2 separate regions of the Homo sapiens genome follow, and region 1 is linked to region 2. Evidence: chromatin loops called from intact Hi-C (ENCODE). Cell type or tissue: PC-3. All regions are shown on one strand. Links, peaks and the distances in the headings refer to the core of each region. The heading gives the core; the rest is flanking DNA.

Region 1 (9,599 bases), core at 1,173-9,172, 87 kb before region 2:
AACCACGATGTCCAGTGGAGGGAAGACATGAGCACACCTTAGATATTCTATGGACTAAATTCTACATCAAGTGTCAGTCATCTAGGAGACAAAGATAAACAATAACTTGATACCTCCCAGCTCCTCCTCACTGAGACAGTCTCTTCATTTTAAGAGACTGTTTTGGTTTGAGATATTTGATTCTAATACTACTACAAAAGGAATTTAGAAACTGCAATATATCTCACTTTTAAAGTCTCTACTCATTCAGTAAACAAACAATATATGCCTACGGCATACCCTTCAAGGAGTGGGATGCAAAATGAAATTTTTGACATCATAAGTTAAAAAGCTTATTGAGGCCGGGCATGGTGGCTCATGCCTGTAGTCCCAGCACTTTGGGAAGCTGAGGAGGGTGGATCACTTGAGGTCAGGAGTTCCAGACCAGCCTGGCCAACATGGTGAAACTACATCTCTACTAAAAATAGAAAAATTAGCGGGTGTGGTGGCACATGCCTGTAATCCAGCTACTCTGGAGGCGGAGGCAGGAGAATTGCTTGAACCCAGGAGGCGGAGGTTACAGTGAGCCAAAATTGCGCCACTGCACTCCAGCCTGGGTGACAGAGTAAGACTCCATCTCAAAAAAAAAAAAAGCTTATTGAGATGTCTTAAGTGAAAAATTAAAATAATAAAATGTTTAAATAACTGAAATAAATAAATATTTGTTCAAGATGACAATAGAGGAGATGATGCAAGATGGTACAAGGATAGCTTCCAATGAGTTGTACAGATAATAATAATAGCGACAGGAGCTGGTTTCCATATATATATATGCGTACCATATATGGTACGCATATATATATGATTTGCATATATGTATATATGGAAGCTATTACTTTTTTTTTTTAGGAAGATATCACTTCTTATTGGGACAGTAGATGGCTGTCCTAGCATCTTCCTAGCATCAGCACACTTCCCCGTGTCAGAGATGAGACAGAAAATGCAATCATTGGCCAGGCACAGTGGCTCACCCCTGTAATCCCAGCACTTTGGGAGGCCAAGGCGGGTGGATCATTTGAGATCAGGAGTTTGAAACCAGCCTGGCCAACCTGGTGAAACCCCATGTCTACTAAAAATACAAAAATTAGCTGAGTGTGGTGGTGAGCACCTGTAATCCCAGCTATTCAGGAGGCCTGGGAGGCCGAGGTTGCAGTGAGCAGAGACAGTGCCATTGCACTCCAGCCTGGGTGACAGAGCGAGACTCCATCTTGAAAAAAAAAAAAAAGAAAGAAAGAAAAGAAAGTGCAATCATTGCTGCTTCAGTAGACTGAGGGGGTTTGCTTAGAACATAGTCCTAGTCTAGCATTTCATAACTTGTTCTCTTATTTGCTAAAGAAGGTGAAGTGGTTCAATGGAATGAGCACTAGGCCAGGACACAGAAGACTTGGTTCTACTTCCAGCGCTACTACTAATTTACATAACACCTTAGGAAAGTCACAGCCTTTCTGTGCCTTAGTTTGCTGGGAACATAAGCCAAACTCCCACACAGATTATTCCCCTATTCTGTACTTTCTAGCCTCCTTGAAGGGCTGCTTCCCTTGCAGAACAATTTTGCTGGACACTCTAATGGTCAGTCTATCCTCACAAGCCACTTCTCTGCCTGGTTACCACTTCCTCTTCTCAGAAGTCCCCTTTCCTTGTACTGGCTGTCTTGCCCTTGTTGATAATTATCTTCCCACCTCCAGCAGCCGTGCTGCAATACTGCATGCACTGATAATTTTTTAACCTTTATCACTAGCTCTGAGTTAGCATTTAGATTAATTTATTGCACAAACATTTATAAGTCCCTATATATGCTAGGCAGAGAGTTAAAAATAAAATGTTAAACAACAACAACAACAAGTTTGCCCTTATAAAGCAAACAATGGATAGATGCACCAAGGAGCTTATAGTGGTAGAGGGGAGTCACAAACAAAGGTCTTTTGCTCCAACTATGAGAACTTAGGCAAGTCATTTGAATTCTTAGGTTAGCTTAGATGAGTCTAGGACTTCTTCCATTTCCAAAAATCTCTAATTCTGCTTCAACCTTGTTCTATTTTGTGAAAATGTATCTTACATTTCAACAACAACAACAAAAACCAAGATAGAGAATCTAAATGCATTAAATAGTAACTCAAAGTGAGGGTAGGTTTCATTAGCTCTGTATACAAAGAAAAACACATTATTGAAAACCTGATTTATATGTGTATGTGTTTTTAGTAAAATTCAATACGGTTTTGTTTCCAAATAACAGTTATTTAGAAGACCCTGAAAACCCGATTCAGGATTACAGTTAAATAGAAATAATTTATAAAAATAGTTAAGGCTCACAGAGGTGAAATTATAAAGACAACTTTCAGGACTCAGTATAGACAGCTGCTAAGTGTTATCTTTTTCACACACTGTGCAAGCTATATTTGACCACTCCTAAGGGGCCCTGATCTAGCCACCACCTCCACTCCAGGCCAAGCCAAATGGCTGCTGTACCCTCTCTCTCTCTCCCTCCCTGATCCATCTCCAGGTCTATGAGTTCTTCAAAATTCCTTCTCCAAAACACTCTGGCCTTTCTTTCTCTTGGTTCTGAAAAATTAAATTCATCTTCTAAATGATATTCTATATAAAAATCTATTAAACTTCTAGACTAGTTAATATTTTTATATTCAATATTTTGTGATGCCTATTTTGATGTTTTTAGTACATTATTGTCTGGGTAGATTATTTAGTTAGGGACTGGGCCACTGGAAGCCTAGCTGCCAGTCCTTTCTCTGCCATTAACTAGCAGTGCGATCTTCCATGAGCTTCTCAATCTCTTTAAGCCACCATTCTGCAATCTACAAAATAAGGAAATCAGACTAGATATGCTATTTTTAAATTGCTAATTGTGTAAGTAATGCATACAATATATTCTCCGTATAAATTTTAAATACAATGCAGATAAGTTTGAAGTTCTCTTTGGACTTCCCCCGCCATTTTCTCAAGCCCAGTACCTTTTCATTTCTCTGGTGTTATCAGTTTGGCATCTTCTTCCAGAATACTTTCTTTACACTTACATAAGCTCCCCACCAGATTTAATATTTTACATATGAAAAACTAAGCAGTAATTATGCAAAGAAATGAGAGTTCAACTTGTGTACAAATGCATCATTTTCCAGATGGGAACATTTTCATTTTTGGCCCTAATGAATGTTCTAAAAACAATATTAAATCTAAAATCAAAACACTTTTTATAATGCAAAACTCGAAATATCTGCTACAAAGAACTCATAAAATATAAAGATTAATAAAAAAGAGAAATATCAATATGAGTGACATATTTTATAACCTTTAGTTATGTAAAAGGTTTACGAAAAGGGAAACTTCTAGAGGTAAATATTATATCATTTTATTACGAGAATTTTTTTTTTTTGAGATGGAGTCTTGTTCTATCGCCCAGGCTGGAGTGCAGTGGCGTGATCTTGGCTGACTGCAACCTCGGCCTCCCAGGTTCAGGTGATTCTCCTGTCTCAGCCTTCTGAGTAGCTGGGATTACAGGCATGCACCACCACACCTGGCTAATTTTTGCATTATTAGTAGGGACGGGGTTTCACCATATTGGCCACGCTGGTCTTTAACTCCTGACCTCAGGTGATCCTCCTGCCTTGGCCTCCCAAAGTGCTGGGATTACAAGCATGAACCACCGTGTCCACCCTTTTTTTTTTTCTTTCTTTTTTTTTTTAATTTTGAGACAGAATCTCACTCTGTCACCCAGGATAGGATGCAGTGGTGCCATCTCTGCTCACTGCAACTCCACTTCCTGGGTTCAAGCAATTCTCATGCCTTAGCCTCCCAAGTAGCTGGGATTACAGGCATGTGCCACCATTCCCAGCTAATTTTTGTATTTTTAGTAGAAACGGGGTTTCACCATGTTGCCCAGGATGGTCTCGAACTCCTGAGCTGAAGCGATTTACCCTCCTAGGCCTTACAAACTGCTGGGATTTCAGTCATGAGCCACTGTTCCTGGCCTATTAGGAATTATTTTTATAACCTCCATTACTAAATCTGTTAATAGCCTAAGTAGCCTATCAGGCACACACCGTCCGTTGAACTTTTATTGTGAATAGCTACTATATTTAGAACTGCTTTTTAGGTGAATCAACAATGCCACTTCCTAAAGTTATCCAGTCACCAGGACCAATGAGAAAGTAGAAAGAATAGGCCATTATAATGATTAATTTTGTGTGTCAACTTGGCTGGGCCGCAGTGCCCAGATACATGATCAAGCATCATTCTGGATGTTACTGTGGGGGTATTTTGGGTGAGATTACGACTTACATCAGTGGATTTTGAGTAAAGCAGATTGCCTTCCATAATGTGAGTGAACCTCATCCAATCATTTGAAGGCCTGACCTCCCCTGAGTAAGAGTAAATTCTGCAGCCTTTAGACCGCAAGTGCAACATTGACTCATCCCTGCATCTCTAGCCTGCTGGCCCACCCTGCAGATTTTGGACTTGTCAATCTCCATAACTGTGTGAGCGAATTCCTTAAAATACATTTCTTTCTGTATATAAATACATCCTGTTTGTTCTGTTTCTCTGGAGAATCCTGTCTAATACAGTTACACACACACACACACACACACACACACACACACACACACACAAATTCTGTTCTATTTATATATAATTAACATACCATAAAATTCACCCATTTAAAATGTACAATTCAGTGATTTTTATAATATTCACAGAGTTGTGCAACCATCACCACAATCAATTTGGTTTTTTATTTACTTATTTAAAATAAAGTAGAGATGAGGTCTCATTGTATTGTCCAGGTTGGTCTCGAACTCCTGGACTCATGTGATCCTCCCACCTTGGTATTTATTTATTTTTTAGAGATGTGATCTCCCACTGTCACCCAGGCTGGAGTGTAGTGGCCCAATCATAGCTCATTATAACCTTGAATTCCTGGGCTCAAGTGATCCTTCTGCCTCAGCACACTAAGTAGCTAGGACTACAGGTGCACACCACCAAACCCAGCTAATTTTGAAAAATATTTTTTGTAGAAATGGGGGTCTCACTATGTTGGTCAGGCTGATATAAAACTCCTGGCCTTAAGCAATTTCCTCACCTCAGCCTCCAAAAGTGCTGGGATTACAGGTATGAGTCACTGCATCCGGCCTTGTTTTCATTTCTTTTAGGTATATACCTAGCAGTGGAATTGCTGAGTCATATGGCAACTCTATGTTAAACTTCTTGAGGAACTGCCAGACTGTTTCCAAAGAATTTGCACTATTTTTCATTCCCACCATTATTATATGCAGGTTCCAATGTCTCCACATCCATGCCAACACTTGTTATTTTCCATCATTTTCATTTTAGCCATTCTAGTAGGTATGAAGTGGTATCTCTTTGTAGTTTTGATTATTTTTCTAATAATGAATGACATCAGACATCAAGCAACTTTTCATGTGCTTATTGGCCATTTGTAAATCTTCTTTGAAGAAATCTTTGTTCAGACCTTTTGCCCATTTTTTAATCATTGTCTTTATTTTTGAGTTGTAATAGTTATTTACATATTCTAGGTATAAGTTCCTTATCAGATATAAGGTTTGCAAAAATTTTCTCCCCTTCTATGAGTTGCCTTTTCACTTTCTTGATGGTGGTGTCTTTTGAAACACAAAAATTTTAAATGTTCACAAAATCCAATTTATTTACTTTTTCCTTTTGTTGCTTGTGTTTTTGGTGTCAAACCCAAGAAAGCATTGCCTTTCCAAAGTCATAAAGAGTTACATCTATGTTTTCTTCCAAGAGTTTTGTACTTCTAGCTCTGGTAGTTAGGTCTTTGATCCATTTTGAGTTAATTTTTTTTTTTTCCTTAGGTATGGTCTCCCTACATTGCCCAGGCTGGACTCAAACTCCTGGGCTCAAGAGATCTTCCCACCTCAGCCTCCCAAGTAGCTGGGACTACAGGCATGCACTACCACACCTGGCTCATTTTGATTTATTCTTACATATGGTGTGAAGTCAGAGTCCGCCTTCATTCATTTGTATGTAGATACCCAGTTGTCCCAGCACCATTTTGCTGAAAAGACTATTCTTTTCCCATTGAATTGTCTTAGCGCCGTTGTCAAAAAATCAATTGACTGTAAATATAAGAGTTTATTTCTGAACTCTCAATTCTAGTCTACTGATCATAAGTCTAGCCTTTTGTCAGTACCACACTCACTTGATTAATGTACCTTTGTAGTAAGTCTTGAAATTAGGAAGTGTGAGTCTTTCTACTTTGTTCTTTCTCAAGATTGTTTGAGTACCTTGCATTTCCATATGAATTTAGAATCAGCTTAAATTTTCCACTTTTAAAAAAGGTAGCTGGGGGCTGGGCTTGGCAGCTCACGTCTGTAATCCTAGCACTTTGGGAGGCTGAGGCAGGCAGATCATTTGAGGTCAGGAGTTCAAGACCAGCCTGGCCAACATGGTGAAACCCTGTCTCCACTAAAAATACAAAAATTAGCCTGGCACAGTGGCACGTGCCTGTAGTCCCAGCTACTCAGGAGCCTGAGGCACAAGAATTGCTTAAGCCCAGGGGGCAGAGGTTGCAGTGAGCCAAGCCTGTGCTACTGCACTCCAGCCTGGGCAACAGAGTGAGGCTCTGTCAAAAAAAAAAAAAAAAGAAGAAAGAAAATAATGAAGGAAGGAAGGAAGGAAAGAAAGAAAGAAGAAAGAAAGAGAGAGAGAGAGAAAGAAAGAAAAAAGAAAGAAAGAAAGAAAAAGAAAGAAAGAAAGAATTTCAAAAGGTAGCTGGATTCTAGAGACTGAGGTGGGAAGATCACTAGAGCTGGAGTGGTGAAGACTGCAGTGAACTGTGATTATGCCACTGCACTCCAGCCTGGGTATAGAGTGAGACCCTGTCACAAAAATAAAATAAAATAAATAAAATAAGGCAGCTAGGATTTTGATTGGAATAGCATTGAATCTGTAGATTAATTTGGAAAATATTACCATCTTAATGTTAAGTCTTCTAATTCATGAACATGGGATGTCTTTCCATTTATTTAGATCTTCTTTAATTTCTTTCAACAATATTTGATAGTTTTCAGATTACAGGTTTGCACTTATTTTAATTCACTCCTAAGTATTTTAATTCCTTTTGATCCTTTGCATATGTAACTGTTTCCTTTACACCATTTTCACTTTATTTATTTATTTGTATTTGTATATATTTTTTTGAGACAGAGTCTCGCTCTGTCTCCCAGGCTGGAGTGCAGTGGTGCGATCTCAGCTCACTGCAACCTCCGCCTCCTGGGTTCAAATGATTCTCCTGCCTCAGCCTCCTAAGTAGCTGGGATTACAGGTGCGCGCCACCATGCCCACCTAAGTTTTGTATTTTTAGTACAGATGGGGTTTTGTCATGTTGACCAGGCTGGTCTCGAACTCCTGACCTCAGGTGATCCACCCACCTTGGCCTACCAAAGTGCTGGGATTACAGGCATGAGCCACCACACCCGGCCTAACGTCATTTTTAAATTGTTCATTGGAGTATACAGAAATACAATTGATCTTAGACCAACCTGGGCAACATGGTGAAACCCTGTCTTGTCAAAAAATTATCTGGGTGTGGTGGTGCACACCTGTAGTCTCAGCTACTCAGAAGGCCGAGGTGGCAGAATTACCTAAGCCTGGGAAGTCAAGGCTGCAGTGAGCTATGACCATACTACTGCACTCTCACCTGTGCGACAGAGCGAGACCCAGTCTCAAAAAAAAAAGACAGAAAAGAAAAACACAATTGATCTTGTATGCTGCAACCTTGCCAAACTTGTTTATTAGCTCTAAGAGTTTTTGTAGATTCCTTTGTATTTTGTACACACAAGATTGTGCCATTTGTAAGCAGAGATAGTTTTACTCCTTCCTTTCCAATCTGGATGTTTCATTTCTTTTTCTTACATCATTGTCCTGGCTAGAATCTGTAGTGCAGTGTTGAATAGAAGCCGTGAGAGCAAATATCCTTGTCTTATTCCTAATCTTAGGAGGAAAGCTTTCAGCCTTTCACTATTAAGCGTGATGTTATCTGTGGGTTTTTTGTAGATGTTTTTCTCTAAGTTGAGAAAATTCCCTTCTATTCCTAATTTATTGCATGCTATTATCATGAAAGGGTGTTTGGATTAGTCAAATAAAGAAAAGCTTTTGAGGCCGGGTGCAGTGTCTTATGCCTGTAATCCCAGCACTTTGGGAGGCCAAGGCAGGCAGACTGCTTGAGCTCAGAAGTTTGAGACCAACCTGGGCAACATGATGAAACTCTGTCTCTGAAAAAAACAAACAAACAAACAAACAAACAAACAAATAGCTGGGTGTGGTGGCACATACCTATAGAGCTACCAGGCAGGCTGAGGTGGGAGGATCACTTGAGCCTGGGTGTTGGAGACTGCAGTGAGCCATAATCGTGCCACTGCACTCCAGCCTGGGTGACAGAGCTGAGACCCTGCCCCCACCAAAAAAAAAAAAAAAAATGGAATAGCTTTTGAAAATAATGTGAATTATATTTTATTTTCATTTAGATATCACTTAAAATTAGAGCATAGCTTACAAAGTAACTAGAGTTGTTAAGAAGGGTTTCCCTGGAACACAGAGGGCTGAATTGGTGCAGTGATCACCAATTCTGGAATATGTGTTAAATAACTCTGGGGTTGAGGATTCATAAAAGAGCTAAGTAAGTGGGGAAAAATCTCACCTATAGAAGCACAGTAAACAATGCAGAGGAACGGCAGATAGTGTGCTCTGGTTAGGTGTAAAATTCATCCTCATGAAACCACTTAACCAGCATTTGACTTCAATGTAAATCACTGGAATGATTTAACATGAATAAGAATTTCAGAATCCTTATTATAAGCCATTTTGTCAATTATGACTGGACACCTGCAGAGCAGATTCCACATGTATTTTTTCTTTCTTTCTTTTTTTTTTTTTTTTTTGAGATGGACTTTTGCTCTTGTTGTCCAGGCTGGAGTGCAATGGCACAATCTTGGCTCACCACAACCTCCAACTCTCAGGTTCAAGAGATTCTCCTGCCTCAGCCTCCTGAATAGCTGGGATTACAGGCATGTGCCACCATGCCCAACTAATTTTGTATTTTTAGTAGAGACGAGGTTTTTCCATGTTGGTCAGGCTGGTCTTGAACTCCTGACCTCAGGTGATCTGCCCACCTTGGCCTCCCAAAGCGCTGGGATTACAGGCATGAGCCACTGAGCCTGGCCCAAATGTATTTTTTCTTAAGAAGTAAAACATCTTGAGATTTAACTTATGCCAGAGAAGTATTCTGGGTTAAATATTCCCAGCACAATATCTTCTCTCTTTCATTAAAATCTGCATATTTTAGTGACTAATGTTTTTAAACACATATAACTTGCTAACTACAATTATGTCAATTACATAGCTAAATTCAAAAACTTAGTGGCCAACTAGCATATTCATCAGCTGGTCACCCTCAATGTGTTCAAAATATGGTAGCATCATGTGAATCTTTCCATTCATTCTGTATTTTGCTTTGTTTTGTTTTTGTTTTTTTTGTTTTTTGTTTTTTTGAGACGGAGTCTTGCTCTGTCACC
Region 2 (9,599 bases), core at 1,164-9,163:
GAGGCTTGGCAGGAGGATTGCTTTAGGCCAAGAGCTCGAGTCTGCAGTACCCTATGAGCGCACTTGTGAATAGCCACTACACTCCATCTTGTACAACATACTTAGCCCTCATCGCTAAATAAAAATAAATAAATATAAAAAACTTAAAAAAAATTGAGAGAAGGTCGGAGTGCCTGGAGCAGGGTGAATGAGGTAAAATCAATATATGAGATGAAATACGGCCAGGCACAGTGGCTCACACCTGTAACCCCAACACTTTGGGAGACTGAGGCAGGTGGATCACCTGAGGTCGGGAGTTCGACACCAACCTGACCAACATGGAGAAACCCTGTCTCTACTAAAAATACAAAATTATCCAGGTGTGGTGGCGCATGCCTGTAATCCCAGCTACTCAGGAGGCTGAAGCAGGAGAATCACTTGAACCTAGGAGGCAGAGGTTGCAGTGAGCCAAGATCGCACCACTGCACTCCAACCTGGGCGAAAGAGTGAAATTCCATCTCAAAAAAAAAAAAAGAAAAAAAAGTTACACATACACCAGCCATTCTATGCCTAGGTATGTATCCAAGAGAAAAGTAGTTATATGTCCATACAATGACTTATACATGAATATTTATTGAAGCTTTATTTGTAATACCCAGAAACTGGGAACAACCAAAACGTCCATTAACAGATGAATGGATAAGCAAACTATGGTATGTTCATAGAATGCTACTCAGCAACATTTGAGAGAAAATTATAAAATCACAACATCTGATGATGACCAGCAGCATACCTTTGAACACTTGACCAGCAGCATCACCTGGAAGCTTGTTAGAAACACAAATTCTCGACAGGGCACGGTGGCTCACGCCTGTAATCCCAGCACTTTGGGAGTCCCAGGCGGGCGGATCACAAGGTCAGGAGATCTAGACTATCCTGGCTAACACAGTGAAACCCCGTCTCTACTGAAAATATAAAAAATTAGCCGGGCGTGGTGGCGGGCACCTGTAATCACAGCTACTCGGGAGGCTGAGGCAGGAGAATGGCGTGAACCCAGGAAGCGGAGCTGGCAGTGAGCCGAGATCGCGCCACCGCACTCCAGCCTGGGCGACAGAGCGAGACTCTGCCTTAAAAAACAAAAAACAAAACAAAAAAAAAACGCAAATTCTTAGGTCATCTGCAGACCTACTGAATCAGAAACTCTGACAGTAGAAGCTCTCTCAACCACTGCTTTATGCTAATTTGCTGAAAGTGAGGATTCTTTTTCTTTTTTTTTCTTTTTTTTTTTTTTTGGTAAGACGGAGTTTTGCTCTTGTCTCCCAGGCTGGAGTGCAATGGTGCCATCTCGGCTCGCTGCAAACTGCACCTCCCGGGTTCAACAGATTCTCCTGCCTCAGCCTCCCAAGTAGCTGGGATTACAGGTGGCCGCCACCACGCCCAGCTAATTTTTGTATATTTAGTATATTTGGGGTTTCACCATGTTGGCCAGGCTGGTCTCAAATTCCTGACCTCAGGTGATCCACCTGCCTCAGCCTCCCAAGGTGGTGGGATTACAGGCATGAGCCACAGCTCCCAGCTAGGATTCTTGATATATCAACTATCTTGCTTGTTAGAAGTGAACTCTGGCTAAATTAAATAGAAGATGAATTTACTGAAAAGTGTTATATGCCAGGAGTGGTGGCTCATGCCTGTAATCACAACACTTTGAGAGGCCGAGGCGGGTAAGTCACTTGAGGTCAGGAGTTCAAAACCAGCCTGACCAACATGGTGAAACCTTGCCTCTACTAAAAATACAAAAATTAGCCAGGTGTAGTGGTGCATGCCTGTAGACCCAGCTACTCCGGAGGCTGAGGCAGGAGAATTGCTTGAACCCAGGAGGTAGAGGTTGCAGTGAGCCGAGATCACACCATTGCACTCAGCCTGGGCAACAGAGCAAGACTCCATCTCAAAAAAAAAAAAAAAAGAAAAGAAAAGAAAAGGGTTTATGTAACTCACAGAAGTGATGAGAAATGATGAAAACATTCTCAAACAATTGGCTGGGACCAAGGGAGTAGGAGTGGCAGGAACAGTCTGGTGGAGATGCTGCTGCCACCACCAACATAGGACATCTCTAGTATTTGACATAATGGCCACTGTAGGCAGCCACTACTCACAATAAACACAGCCTCAATGCCAAACTGCTAATACTAGAGCTACCACAGATCCAATATCACTTATCATCCCTTCATCTTGGCATTGCTTACTCAAGACACAAAGTACATAGTGGCTAAATCTGGGTCACAAGGCTGTCAGGGGAGTTAGTAGAGGGTGAATCTCATCCCTTAGGCTTCTAAAGTTAGAGGTCAGAGCCTACTTCCCACCAAGACCTAGATAATGGGAGATGTCCCGAATCTAGCAAGTGGGTTCAGATGCTGGGCAGCCAAAAGCAATTACAGATGTCCATTATGATAAGTACCCTAAATACACACATTAGGTGCATTTTAGCAGGACTATGCCCTAAAAGAACTGGGCAAATATATTCTTTGTTTTACTAATATCTGACTCAAGATTTGTCAGGCAGGGCATGGTGGCTCATGCCTATAATCCTAGCACTTTGGAAGGCCGAGGCAGGAAGATTGCTTGAGCCTGGGAATCCTTGTCTGTGAAAAAAAAAAAAAAAAAAAAAAAGAATTGTCTACCAATCTGACTTTTTGTTATTGAAAGATATGTCTTCTTATTTAAGTATTGGCTCACAGTAGATCACAATAGTCGATGGTGCCAGCAGGCACATGCTGGCCTGATAGCCTTTCCACTGCATGTTAGAGTAACGATGAGAAGAAATGACTGGGTTTGGAATATTCCTACTGGGACTGGACTCTTGGTGGCCTTCAGATGGTGTTATTTAAAACTGAATTACAGGCCGGGCGTGGTGGCTCACGCCTGTAATCCCAGCACTTTGGGAGGCCGAGGCAGAAGTTCACCTGAGGTCAGGAGTTGAAGACCAGCCTGGCCAACATGGCAAAAACCCGTCTCTACTAAAAATGCAATAAAAATAGGTGGGCATGGTAGCGCGCACCTGTAATCCCAGCTGCTAAGGAGCCTAAGGCAGGGAAAATCGCATGAACCCGGGAGGCAGAGGTTGCAGTGACCCAAGATCATGCCACTGCACTCCAGCCCAGGTGACAGAGTGAGACTCTGTCTCAAAAAAACAAAACAAAACAAAACAAAAATTGAATTATGGGCCAGGCATGGTGGCTTACACCTGTAATCCCAGCACCATGGGAGGCTGAGACAGGCAGATTGCTTGAGCCCAGGAGCTCAATGCCAGCCTGGGCAACATGGCAAAACCCTGTCTCTACAAAATACACACATATATATTTATATACATATACATATATATAGCCAGGCATGGTGGCACATGCCTGTGGTCCCAGCTTCTCGGGAGGCTGAGGCAAGAGGATCACTTGAACCTGGGAGGTGGAGGTTGCAATAAGCTGAGATCGTGCCACTGCACTCCAGCCTGGGTGACAGAGCAAGACCCTGTCTAAAAATAATAATAAATAAAAAATAAAAGTGAATTACTTGGGACATTCATAGGCAAAACATAAACCTTGACCTAAATGTCATGCCACATATAAAAACTAACTAATGATGAATCATGGACTTAAATGTAAAACAGAAAACTATAAAACTTTTAGAAAAAGAACTTTGGAATCTAGGACTAGGCAAAGTGTTTTTGATTATTATTATTATTATTCTTTTAATATGACATGAAGTCTTGATATGTTGCACAGGCTGGTCTTGAACTCCTGGACTCAAGTAATCCTCCTGCCTCAGCCTCTCGAGTCACTGGGATTACAGGTGCGCAACACCATGCCCAACCTAGTTCTTAGATCTCACACTAAATAAAAGTTTGACACGTTAAAGGAAAAACTGATAAACTGGACCTCATCAATATTAAAAACTTTTGCTCTGTAAAAGATCCCTTTAAGAGACAAACTACAGAAATAAAATATTTGCAAACCACATATCTGACAAAAGAGTAGTATCTGGACTATATAAAGAACTCCCAAAACTCAACAGTTAAAAACCAAGCAATCCAAAAACCAAAAAACAAACAAAAAAACCCACAAGCAATCCAATTAGAAAACATGCAAAAAACATGAGCAGATATTTCACCAAAGAGGATATAAAAATGGTAAATAAGCACATAAAAGCATGTTCCTGTTCAACATCATTACTCATTAGAAGAATGCAAATTAAATCCACAATGAGATCATGGCATGCTTATCAGAAAGGCTAAAATAAAAAGCAGTGACAACATCAGGTATTGGCAGAGAAACCGGATTGCTCTTACAATGCTGATGAGAATGTAAAATGATACAGCCACTCTAGAAAACTGTTTGACAGTTTTTTCTTTACAAAATGAAACACACAACTACCATTTGACCCAGAAATTGCACCCCTGGGCATTTATCCAAGAGAAACTAAAACTTCTGTTTACACAAAAACCTGTAGATGAACTACTTTGTTCTCTTTGCTAAATGGGAATTAGGAGCCTACACTTTGTAAAGAAGTCTGGAACTGCTTCCTTTTTTTTTTTTTTTAACTTTGTATACATACATAAAAGCATAATCCACATCTATAAAAAGATATGTATCATAAATGTACAGCTCAATGAATTTTAACATACTAACCACCCTCATGTAACCATCTCCCAGATGGAGAAACAGGACATAACCAGAACTCCAGAAGGCCTTTTCATGTCCTCTTCCATTCTGTACCCTACCCTCAGGTGTGACCACTTTGTGAACCTCTCATATCACAAATTAGTTTTGCTTGTTATAACACAGAAATGGAATCATACAGAACATGCTCTTGTGTGTCTGATTTTGCTTCAACATTCTGTTTTCAAGATTCATCCATATTGTTGCATGTATTTGTGCATTTTTCATTCTCATTACTGTGTAGTTGTCCTAGTCCATTTGTGTTGTTACAAAGGAATATCAGAGACTGGATAATTTATAAAGAAAAGAGGTTTGGTCGGGTGCGGTGGCTCACACCTATAATCTTAGCACTTTGGGAGGCCAAGGCAGGTGGATCACCTGAGGTCAGGAGTTCAAGACCAGCCTGGCCAAGATGGTGAAACCGGTCTCTCACTAAAAACACAAAAATTACCTGGGCATGGTGGTGCATATCTGTGATCCCAGCTACTCAGGAGGCTGAGGCAGGAGAATCACTTGAACCCAGGAGGCAGAGGTTGCAGTGACCCAAGATCACACCACTGCACTCCATCCTGGGCAACAGAGTGAAACTTCATCTAAAAAAAAAAAAAAGGCCGGGTTTGGTGGCTCACGCCTGTAATTCCAGCACTTTGGGAGGCCGAGGATCACTTGAGGTCAGGAGTTCCAGACCAGCCTGGCCAACATGGTGAAATCCCATCTCTACTAAAAATACACAAATTAGCTGAGTGTGGTGCTGTGTGTCTGTAATCCCAGCTACTCAGGAGACTGAGGCAGGAGAATCGCTTGAACCCAGGAGGCAGAAGTTGCAGTGAGCTGAGATCATGCCACTGCACTCCAGCCTTGGCAACAGAGTGAGACTCCATCAAAAAAAAAAAAAAGAGGTTTACTTGGCTCAAGGTTCTGCAGGCTGTACAGGAAGCATAGTGCGGGAATCTGCTTCCGGTGAGAGCTTCAGGCTGTTTCCACTCATGGTGGAAGGGGAAGAAGAGACAGCATATGCAGAGAGCACATGGTGAGAGAGGAGGCAACAGAAAGAGGGAAGGTGCCAGGCTATTTTATTTTATTTATTTATTTTTATTATTATTATTATTTTTGAGATGGAGTCTCACTCTGTTGCTCAGACTGGAGTGCAGTGGCATTATCTCGGCTCACAGCAACCTCTGCCTCCAGGATTCTCCTGCCTCAGCCTTGCGAGGAGCTGGGATTACAGGTGAACGCCACCATGCCCAGCTAATTTTTTGTATTTTACTAGAGATGGGGTTTCACCATGTTGGCCAGGCTGGTCTCAAATTCCTGACCTCAAGTACTCCTCCCACCTCGGCTTCCTGAAGTGCTGGGATTACAGGCATGAGCCACTGAGCACTGGTCAACCAGGCTATTTTAAACAGCTCGCTTTCAGGTGAAATCTCATGGGAACAAATAGAGCCTGAACTCACTCATCATTATGGGAAGATCATCAAGCCATTCATGAGGGATCCTCCCCCATGACCCAAACACCTTCCATCAGGCCCCAACTCCAACACTGAGGATTAAATTGCAACATGAGGTTTGGAGGGTCAAATATCCCAACTAAAGCAGTGGTATTTCATTGTGCAAACATAAACACAGTTTATCCATTATACTGTTGATATGTTGATAGGTATTTGGATAGTTCTGTATTTTAGACTCTTTGGGGTAGTGCTGCTATGAACATTTAAGTAGATATCTTTTGGAGAACATATATGTATATACGTACACACATTTCTGTTGGGTATTTTCCAGATAGCCATCAGCCTGGGTCCTGAAGTGAGAACATGAAGCAGGATCCCCTTTTGACCTGAGATGGAATATAGTATGAAAAAAATGCTAAATCCTGGCCAGGTGCAGCGGCTCACACCTGTAATCCCAGCACTTTGGGAGGCTGAGGCAGGCGGATCACAAGGTCAGAAGATCGAGACCATCCTGCCTAAATGTGAAACCCTGTCTCTATTAAAAATACAAAAAGTTAACTGGGCGTGGCGGCAGGCGCCTGTAGTTCCAGCTACTCGGGAGGCTGAGGCAGGAGAATGGTGGGAACCAGGGAGGCAGAGCTTGCAGTGAGCGGAAATTGCGCCACTGTGCTCCAGCCTGGGCAACAGAGCGAGACTCCATCTCAAAAAAAAAAAAAAAAAGAAAGAAAAAATGCTAAATCCTAAGCCACTGAGATTTTGGGATTGTTTATTAATGCTGTGTAACCTGGACCAATCTATTCATAAAATTAACATCCTTGTTTTGTTCTTGAGTTTAATGTGTTGGCTTCCAAAGTTTCATTGTTAGGTACAGAGCTTGATAAACATTTTAACAGGTTTTAAGAAGTTCACTTTTATTTTCTTATTTGATAAAAATTGTTATCATGGACTAATAAATGCTTTTTCTGCATTCATCCTACAACATTTGTTAAGATGTTGGGTTTTGTTTTGTTTTGTTTTGGTTTGTCTTGCATGAAGGTGGTGAATTTTATTGGTAGATTTTCTGACATTGAACTAGCCCTGTGTACCTGCAATAAACCTTGCTTGGTCCCAATGTATTTTATATACATACTACATATATTTTATATATATGCTATATATATAATATATAATATATGCATACACACACTTTTCTGGATTCAATTCACTTGAATTTCTTTTTAAGTTTTGCTCTTGTTGCCCAGGCTGGAGTACAGTGGTGCGATCTCGGCTCGCTGCAACCCCCACCCCCCCGGTTCAAGAGATTATCCTGCCTCAGCCTCCCAATTATCTGGGATTACAGGCATGCACCACCACACCCAGCTAATTTTGTATTTTGAGTAGAGATGGAGTTTCACCATGCTGGCCAGGCTAGTCTCAAACTTCTGACCTCAGGTGATGCACCTGCCTCGGCCTCCCAAAGTGCTGGGATTACAGACATAAGCTGCCTCGCCTGGCCAGAATTTTTGTTGAGTTTCTCCATCTATGTTCAGGTGGGACTGGGCTATAATTTCCTCACCTAGTTTTGGTGTGAAGTTTAAATTAGCTCTTGTTCCTAATTGCTAGCTACTAAGGCATTTATTAGCCTTCATCATTTACCTCTAAAGCACCTCACTGTCCACCACTGGTTGCCTCTTCAATGTGCTGGGTACCTTTGTTATGATGATGATGATGGTGATGATGATGAAAATGCCCAGAGTCATCTTTCTAAACCACAAGCCTCCTTGTGTCATGCCCCTACCTCAATGCTTACAGGATAAACCCCCAGCATCCAGCACCTTAGGAAGGCATCCATGACTGCTTGTAATCTGGCCTCAGTTTACCTTCTTGTCTCTTTTCTTGCCATGATATACATTTTCTGTGTTCCTATCACATTGTACTCATTGTTTCCTGGCCTAACTGGGCCCATTGAAAACTCTTGGTCTTTCTACAAACCGATGCTTCTGCTGGGGATATGCTTATTAACTTGCTTGCAAGACTTGATGAGCCAGCTGTCACCCCTTCAACTTCCTCCAAGTATTTGGTTACTACCCATAGCACTGTATTGATATATCTGAAGCAGCTTTTCGGAAAAAATCCAAAATTCTTAACCCAATTTACAAGGTACTACGTGATCTAACTCTGCTTCAGCCGTATATACTATTCTTAATCTCGCTCCCTAAGCATATGGGTGTTTTTTAAATTTCTCATACAAGCCAAATTCTTCCTCTACCTCAAGCTTCCATTCGTACTGTTTTCTTTTCTTTTTTGAGACAGGGTCTTGCTCTGTTGCCTAGGCTGGAGGGCAGTGGTGCAATCACATCTCGCTGCAGCCTCAATCTCCTGGGTTCAAGTGATTCTTCCACCTCAGCCTCCCAAGTAGCTCGGACTACAGGCACATGCCACCACACCCAGCTAATTTTTGTATATTTTGTAGAGATGGGGTTTCGTCATGTTGTCCAGGTTGGTCTTGAACTCCTGGACTCAAGTGATCCTCCTACCTTGGTCTACCAAAGTGCTGGGATTACAGACGTGAGCCACACTGTGCCTGGCCTATTTTCTTAGCTGAATCATTTCTAATCATCCTTCTCCACAAGTCTTCATTCATCAAATGTTGCTTCCTCAAAGAATTTGGTCTAGGCCTTGCATCCTAGTCCAGGTACCCCTGTTCTACATAACCAGAACAACATTTATCCTATTAAAGCATCTAATAAAATTATAACTAAGTACCTGTGAAGTGAGTTGTTTACTGTCTGGCTGCCCCTCTCTAACCAGTGAGCTCCATGATAATAGGACCCATGCAGAAATGGATCTTTACGAAAAGGAATATTTCATGCTAACTTATAGGTTGTTCACATTTCCAGCATATAAATCCCTGGTTCTCCCTGAACCTATTTATATCACACACACACACACACACACACACACACACACACACACACACACAGTCTTGTGTGAAGGATTTGTTGTATGGAAGTTGTGAAAATCAAGGAAAACAGCCAGGCTTAACATTTGAGTCGAAGCAGTGCCAAACTGGGACAACAGAAGTCTCATGCTAAGACAATCACTCAACAGGGGTAGTTTAGCAAGAGTCAAAGGTTAGAGATGAGAGTGACCATAAAAATATAAGTCGCACCTTTCAAAATTGATAAAACTTATTGGATGAGCGATTGAATTCTAGGCAGTGGGTGGAAGGGAGTTTGAATTAGTTTTATCTAGAGATCTTAAGATATAGGTAAACCCCAGCTGACATTTGGTTATAGTTTTGTCTGTTTTCATATCTGTCAGTCTACTAGAAAGTGAACTGCTTGAGGACAGGTACTGTGTCATTCATCTAACGATCTCTGACTTGGCACTCTGGGGACATAAATAAATGTTTACTGAATTAATGAATATATAATACACACTGGAGAACTAGGGATTTGATATATTATACCTTTTATGTGTCTGT

Evidence for each region. Hi-C counts contacts between places; a loop is a spot of excess contacts. Peaks named below come from ENCODE experiments on the same cell type or tissue, not always from the same donor. Only the 100,000 strongest peaks of a DNase experiment are listed, where the experiment ranks them.
Region 1: it touches region 2 in a loop (5-fold over the local background); 15 of 110 quality-filtered maps call a loop at or near these places.

Annotation. Positions count from the first base shown.
Region 1 is chr2:54,069,638-54,079,236 of GRCh38, reverse strand. It overlaps a transcript of ACYP2 not described here. Among named protein-coding and RNA genes, the nearest start is that of ACYP2, 41 kb to the left of the region's middle. RefSeq lists an enhancer at 4,841-6,040. In PC-3, for the core only: no CTCF peak of the experiment used is centred there; DNase peaks (open chromatin) are centred at 4,416 and 5,186; H3K27ac peaks cover 3,028 bases.
Region 2 is chr2:53,982,325-53,991,923 of GRCh38, reverse strand. It overlaps a transcript of ACYP2 not described here. Among named protein-coding and RNA genes, the nearest start is that of PSME4, 16 kb to the right of the region's middle. RefSeq lists a silencer at 4,295-4,344. In PC-3, for the core only: no CTCF peak of the experiment used is centred there; DNase peaks (open chromatin) are centred at 2,333 and 4,433; H3K27ac peaks cover 3,674 bases.